2 separate regions of the Mus musculus genome follow, and region 1 is linked to region 2. The links are chromatin contacts, found by Hi-C or POLR2A ChIA-PET in ENCODE. All regions are on one chromosome and are shown on one strand. Each heading gives the region's core, a stretch centred on a gene start or an enhancer-like site at or near the end of the contact. The rest is flanking DNA. Distances are from core to core; before and after follow the strand shown. Region 1 holds the start of Fbxo31 (F-box protein 31). Region 2 holds the start of 1700030M09Rik (RIKEN cDNA 1700030M09 gene).

Region 1 (3,617 bases), core at 735-3,234, 34 kb after region 2:
GACTTGCTCTCTATCGAGAGCTGAAGCAGGGGAAGAGGGGGGCTAGAAGAGGCTCTCCCAGGCTGCCCCCACCACTTTCCACACTGGCAATGGGACTCCATACATTTCTGCTCATAACTCTCTTGGGAGTATGTCCCAAGCTCCAGTTGAGCTAGCATGGCCAGAGCACCCCTCTGAAATCTCTAGTTTCACAGAAGTCTGTGATCCTGGTCTTAGCAATGACCTACCCAGGCCCCCTAGAGTTCCCCCAAAATCAGCACAGGCCCAGCAGACCAATGGAGAGCACTCTGGAGTGTGCCCGGGTGTCAAAGGTGCACACGCTAACCATCAGGTGAACACCAGTCAAAGAAAGCCTTGCTGCACAGACCAACAACCTGAGCTCCATGCCCTGAACCCAGAGAGGAGAGGTCCTCAACCTGTGCGGTGAGAACCTGAGGACCCATTAGCGGTTCACCTAAGACCACTGGCAAACACAGACGTTTACATTACAGTTCTTAACAGCAGCAAAATTACAGTTATGAAGTAGCGACAAAATAACTGTATGGCTGGGGGTCACCACAGCATGAGGTGTATTAAAGGGTTGTGGCAATAGGAAGGTTGAGGACCACTGCCAGAGAAGAAACAGATGTCCTCTAACCTCCAAAGACATGCATGCCCCTCTCTCTCTCTCTCTCTCTCTCTCTCTCTCTCTCACACACACACACAATAACAATAAACAGAGTAACAGAGTAATTTGTAAAAAAGAAAGAACAGTGCTCAGACAGAAGCTGAAAACAAACATCACCCATCCTGTGCGACTAAAGGTTACTACTGAGGATCTTATACAAGAAAACAAGACAAAAGACAAACAGGACGTTACATTGGGCCAACAGACATACCAGTCATGTTCAGGACTGAAGGCTTTGCATACTTATTATAAAAGCCCCTACCCAAGTCACAATCCCACTCAGACGTGGGGTAAGATTACCCCAACTTCCCACAGTGCGAAGGTAAGGGGAGACAAGCCAGAACCCTGATGTCAACCGTGAAATTACACAAGAACCCTGCAGCAGGGAGGACCTGGGGAAACCGCTTCCTCACACAGCCTGCCATCCCACAATCCCACTTGGAGAAGTGCAGGCTCACGAAGATGAACCACCCCAGAGGTTTTCACAAGATAGATGTAAATCCCCTGCATTTCTACAAAATGCACAAAGCAGTCTCCGGCGTGCTGTGGCCAGAAGACAGAAAAGGCTGAAGCCCACACACAGTCAGAGCACTAGCCTGTGTGACATGCAGGCAGTGGAATCCCTGATGTTCCCTTCACGGAACAGCAAGCCTCCAGGACACACACACACACACACACACACACACCAACAAGCCATTCAGGCTGAGTACCGTGATGTATGTACACGGACGTAAGGCCTTCAAATGGGACTGTGGCCGCTTTGCGTCCTCATTATTCCTGCACCGGGAGGGTGGGCTGTAGGTTTGGTTTAGGGGGACGGGGTCTGACATTTTTAAAAACAGGATCTCACTCTGCAGCCCTGGCCTGCTAGCTGTCTGGTTTTCTCACTCTGCAGCAGGCCTGGTTTGGAACTCCACACCATGCTCCTGCCTCGGCCAAGTGTCCGTACTAGGGGATGCACCCGCTCACCCTCGCGGCAGCGCCGTCTCCAGATGGTGTCCGTGTGCAAGATTCGGCGGAACCTGCTGCAGACCTGAGCCAGGCTGGGCAGGTCGGTGCCGGGCAGCGACGCGAAGATCTCCACGAGCAGCTCAGGCGGGAGCTCCAGCAGAGAGCAACGCGCCGGCCCCGCCTCGATGCGCTCCTCCTCGGGGTCCGTGTCCGCCTCACTGTCCGCCGCCGCAGTCTCGGCCGGGCCGCGGCGCTGCTGGCGGCGGCGGCACCCACGCGCGGGGCCCACGCCGCAGAGCCGAGCACACACCGCCATGCCCGTCACCACCGCGGAGGCGCGCACGCGGACGCGCACGCACAGCGCTCTGCGCAGGCGGCCAGGCAGCCGTAGTCCCGCTTGCAGGCTCCTCAAGCTCCACCCCAAGCGTGACCACGCCCTCCGACCCCAACCCCTCACACGCCCCCATGAAGACTCGCCCCGCCCCTAGACGCTCCCACCCTTCCAAGCCCCACCCAGACGCTTCGCCCCGCCCCTTGAGCAGTAGGCCCCGCCCTACGTGTTAGGTCCACGCCCTTGTATGGAGCCACACCCTATTTCCAGGCTCCGCCCCCAAAACGTTTGGCTAGAAACTTAGGACGCCCAGCTGCTCACTAAAAGAGGGTCGCCGGGTTCAGCTCCGGAAAGCCCCGCTCCTAGCATGACCACACCCCTCCCACAAGTCCCACCTCTGACCCCGTTTACAGGGTAGAACGAAGGGGTTTTACCTTAAGCAAGAAAACAATGCAGGATGCCCCGTGTGAGGATCGAACTCACGACCTTCAGATTATGAGACTGACGCGCTACCTACTGCGCTAACGAGGCTCCTTAGCAGCAAGCTCGCTGCCAGGGCCTTTGCACAGGTGGTGGCCTCGCCATGAACAAAATCTGGCAAGGGAAACCATAAACCAAAGCTACCGTCGCCTAGCAACACTACATCTAAACTAACTTGCCAAGATTACCTTGGTTGCAAAAGGAAAGGTCTGGTGCTCAGTGAGGTGGGAGTTCCTGGTGTCCCCAAACCTGCTCTCCAGCTCACATTGCCCCGCGCAGCACAAGGCGTCTAGAAACTTCCCTCTCAGGAAAAGAGTAGTCTGGGGTATCCTCCGCAGCTCTGCCCTTAATGACCCTATATAACAATATCGCCTATTTTTTATTATTAAAATTAACCGTTTGCGTGGCGGTCTCTCATCCCAACTTGGGGCTAGGGGATCAAGGCAGGAGGATCAGAATTACAAGGTCACTCTTGGCTACTTAGTGACTTTACGGCCAGCCTGGGCTACGTGAGACCCTGTGCCTCCTAGCAGTCCGCTCAGTAAATTATCCCAACAAGCAAACAGATATTACCTAATGCATTCGTTGATTGATTAACAATAGCATTAAGCAAAGGCTCCACTTGGTGGCCTGTAATCCTAGACCTTAGGGAGATGAGTCAGGAGGGTGGGGACTTTTCAGGACAACCTGAGCTATGCGGCAAGATTTCATGTAAAAAACAAAACAAAACAAAACAAAAAAGACTTAAATTACCTGATAATATTAACATCGTGTAAAAGTGTAGCTGAGCACACGCTGCCTCTTGTCCCCGTGTGTTAATGCCCACGGGGGAGGGTAAGCTCTTTGTGGGCATGTGGCTGAGACCCTAGACTGTCTGCTCCAAGATGAACCCTTCTGGTCTATCATTCATGGGCTGTCAATCAGCCTTCACTGAACAACTGTGAGAGGGGTGTGTGTGTGTGTGTGTGTGTGTGTGTGTGTGTAGATGCTGTAAACAAAATGCTGGCGAGTTCCGCATTGCTCATTCACTGTAAGCTATTCCCTGACCTCCTGGCCTCTCTGACTGCCCAGGTCACATTTCTCACATTCTAGCCCTGGCTTCTGTCTCACCTCCATTTGGTCCATCACCTCACTGGATTGGGGACGGGAGGGAGCGGGAGTGTGCCCTGAAGAACACAGTTCCCAATC
Region 2 (3,530 bases), core at 305-2,804:
GGGGCTGCCCTTAGCAGAGGATGGGGGGTGTGGATACCTGCCCCTGCCTCCGTGCTGCCATGGCAACCACTCCAGAGCACATCCCTAAAACCACCCCATGACTCTGGGGTCCGCCCCTTGGCCGACCTTCTCATCTGTTTCCTGAGTCCCTGTGACGACTTTGGATTCCTGTCTTGGGGGTCTGCCCCTAGAGGATCTCAAGTTCTTCCCAGCACCCCGCGGACAGTCAACACCCACCAAAGGGGTCCTTCCCCTCCCCCACAGTCCCTCGGCTTCGCGCCACAGACCGACAGTCCACAGCTGGCAACAGCCCAGAGACCTGGTGGGCTGGGGCAGGCACTGTGGTAGCGGCTGGTGCAGCGGGGTGCCGGGCCCCTGCTAGTAAACAACAAGAAACAACTCAGCAAAAAGAAACACCCGTGGATACAGAGAAAGAAGAATGGCTGCCATAGCCATTCTAGAAAGCACAGCAAGCCCACAGCTGAGGTGTCGAAGCTGCAGGAAAGAGGATCCCAGCTATTCAGGAGGCTGAGCCTGGAGCCTGAAGACCATTTGAGAGCATGACGGATGTCAAGACTTCCAGGCCAGCCTAGACTACTGAGGAACCCTGACTCAAAATGCAAAAATAAAATAAAATAAAACAAGATGAAAAAATAAGGGTCTGGAGAGATGGCTCAGGGGTTAAGAGCACTGCCTGCTCTTCCAGACGTCCTGAGTTCAATTCCCAGCAACCACTTGGTGGCTCACAGCCATCTGTCATGCGATCTGACGCCCTCTTCTGGTGGGTCTGAAGACATCGACAGTATACTCATATACATAAATCTTTTTAAAATTATATAAAATAAAAATCAGGCAGGCAGGGGCAGTATATGCCTTTAGTCCCAATACTCAGAGAGGCAGAAGCAGGTGGATCTCTTAGAGTTGGAGGCCAGCCTGGTTCCAGGATAGACCAGACTACATATATTCCCTCCTCCTGCGGACACTTCCCAGGTCTGTCAGGCTGGACGTTGGAGGGTTCTAAGACAAGGTCACCCCAGCACCTCCGACTAGAGTCAGTTACATGTCTTGTCTCGTGCCCTTGCTACAGGGCTCTTAGCGTCTTGCCCTACTGTGGTATTGTGAGCTTCCCGGGGGTTGACACTCTGTCAGCTCAGCCAGCTTGGCCATTACCTTTTCCTCCTGGGGTCGCTGGTATCATGGCCATCCCTTTGTTCCCTGTCTCCAGTGGTGACACGTCCCAGTTCTTTCAGTGGTTGTGACTGGTCTTTCTTCACTCTGCCCTCCAGTGTGCTGTGGGACACAGCATCACCACCATCATCCTCACTATCATCAGAGCGGGAAAGGGAAGAGGCCCACACGGGTTCTAATAACTTGCTACTCCCCAGACGCCTGTCAGCCTGCTCCCCATGGTCCTAGGGCTCCCTTGAAGTGTGTGGGAGAGGCAGCCACCTACTTGCCTGTGCACCGTCTGTGTCCCCCACAACCATGGTACTCCGTGGAAGCCAGCCTTCCAATGGAACTATGGAATGCTGGGAACAGAGGCTCCACAGTGATGACGGGGACAAGCCATTCCTCTCAGGCAGCCCTTGTCCCCCTCCTGGCTCCAGAAGGGCAGCATAGGCCCAGAAGCTGCAGGCGTGGACAGAAACGAGGTCTCCCGGGCTCCGGGTGCGGAAGGCTCAGTGGAAACTTTCTGAGTGGTTGTCTTCAAAAGGCCCACCTAGCACAGGACTCCAGAGAATGCTTCGTTGAGCCCGGAGCAGCTGTCCAGACCTGGTGTCCAGAGTGATCCAGCAGCTCCACGCAGCAAGCTCCAGAGATCAGCCACAGACTGGTGCCCCCCCACCCCAGGCAGCAATCGGCTGCATCATGGCCTCACTGGGGCACAGGCAAGTGGAGTCAGACCCAACCCCCAGCTGTTCTCTCAGCTCTGCCCCACATCTGACCCTCTCTAGCTCCTCATCCACACCTAGACAGCCAGGAAACTATATCTGCAGGCCTCACTGCAGCTATCTTAGCAACCTGGAGGCCATTCTTAGCAAGGCAATCCAGGTATATCCTCAGCCCCTTCGGGGGCTTCTGTGACGCTCAGGGAGCCACAATCCTTATCACGGCTCCTGGGGCAGTAGATAACGCTGAAGAGCCACACACGAGAGACTCCATCCAACTCTACAGCTCAGCCTCCTTCCCCGACGGTGCTCCTTGCTGCTCCACGGTGCCATGTGCTCCCTCTATGAAGCCTCCTGTCCCCTCAGCCCGAAATGTTCTGCCTGTCACCAGCCATTCTCCGCAGAACGGCAGGGCTATGCCTAGCTCCAGCCAGCCACTAGCCCATGTGGACTCCTCCCCAGTCTCCAGCCCAGGTGTTCCCTACTCAGGTGGCTCCTTGTGTCCTTTCTCCTTCCCACACTTCTCCACTGGCATCTTCTACAGGGACAGTGCAGAGACCTTGAACAAACATCCCGTCGTACATGGCCACCATCCCAGTGTGCATACAGAAAGAGGCCACCCTGGCCATTAAGAGGTGGGCACCACTGTGGCCTGTAAGGAGGGATGGCGGGGACAGTGAGGAGCTTCGAGGACATGCTCCTTCCTGTGCGGGAGGGAAAGCAAGATGGTGCAGCCACTGTCAGATCGAAGCAGGGTTGGTTTTTGTTGTTGTTGAAGTATTTCTGTGTATGTGTGTTTGCCTGAATATATGTTAGTGTGGCACATCCACACGGCACCCACAGTGCCAGAAGAAGGCACAGAAGCCCCTGGAACTGGAGTTATAAGATGGCTGTGAGCTGTCATATGGATTCTGGATACAAAACCCAAGTCCTCTGCAAGAGCAGGTAGTGCTCATAACCAGTGAGTCATCTCTCCAGCCCTGGGCAGGTTCTGGAGGCTGTGACTCCCCCCCCCCCCCACAGTGCCTCGCTGTACTCTGAAGACCCTACCCACACAAACGATATGCCAGGGTGTGTAGAGCTATTCACAGGATGCCCAACTGCAAATAACCCAAGATCTCATAGCAGGAGAAGCTTGAGGTACACCCACCCCCAGAATACTAGTCAGCCAGTGAGCCGTGCAGGAGTGTGACTGACAGGTGCTGCGGGACGGGGGAACCCCGACACGGGCAGTTACATAGACTCAGCAGGGAAACGACCGCCATGGGACAGACGGCTGTAAGTGAGAAGCCCAAGTCTGCAGGATAAATCACATAGACAGTTAACAGTGTGTACTGTTAGATTCGAGTAGGATGTGCAGGTGTGGTGGGACCAGCTCGTTGTGATTCCAAGACCTGAGAGTCTGAAGTGACAGGAGCAGGAGCTTCAAGCCAGACTCATCTAGTTAGAGAGACTTGGTCTCTCTCTCGTGTGTGTGTGTGTGTGTAAGTGTATGAGTATTGTGATGTGTATATATGATGTGTGAGTGTGATGTATATATGATGTGTAATATGTGTGATATGTGTGTGTGATGTGTGTGTGATATGCGTGTATGATATGTGTGTGATACATGTATGTGTGTATAAGTGTGTGATGTGTGTG

The links. Hi-C counts contacts between places; a loop is a spot of excess contacts on that map. ChIA-PET counts read pairs that join two places held with the same protein, here RNA polymerase II (POLR2A).
Region 1: a map of heart shows a loop between it and region 2 (4-fold over the local background). The contact joins the promoter of Fbxo31 here to the promoter of 1700030M09Rik in region 2. A Hi-C loop is called at or near these places in 8 of 37 maps with a recorded cell type or tissue (gastrocnemius, heart and left cerebral cortex). POLR2A ChIA-PET finds 5 or more read pairs at or near these places in 3 of 5 experiments (Patski and embryonic stem cell).

The regions. Positions count from the first base shown.
Region 1 is chr8:121,576,822-121,580,438 of GRCm38, forward strand. Fbxo31 (F-box protein 31) reads right to left here and starts at 1,985. Exons shown (of 9, transcript NM_133765.4): 1 at 1,637-1,985. The coding sequence starts at 1,934. It overlaps n-TMcat17 (a tRNA gene), which reads right to left and starts at 2,480; the gene lies at 2,408-2,480.
Region 2 is chr8:121,542,834-121,546,363 of GRCm38, forward strand. 1700030M09Rik (RIKEN cDNA 1700030M09 gene) reads left to right here and starts at 1,555. Exons shown (of 3, transcript NR_045903.1): 1 at 1,555-1,889; 2 at 2,434-2,524. 1700018B08Rik (RIKEN cDNA 1700018B08 gene) reads right to left here and starts at 1,495. Exons shown (of 9, transcript NM_001382232.1): 1 at 1,458-1,495; 2 at 1,171-1,323. The coding sequence starts at 1,204.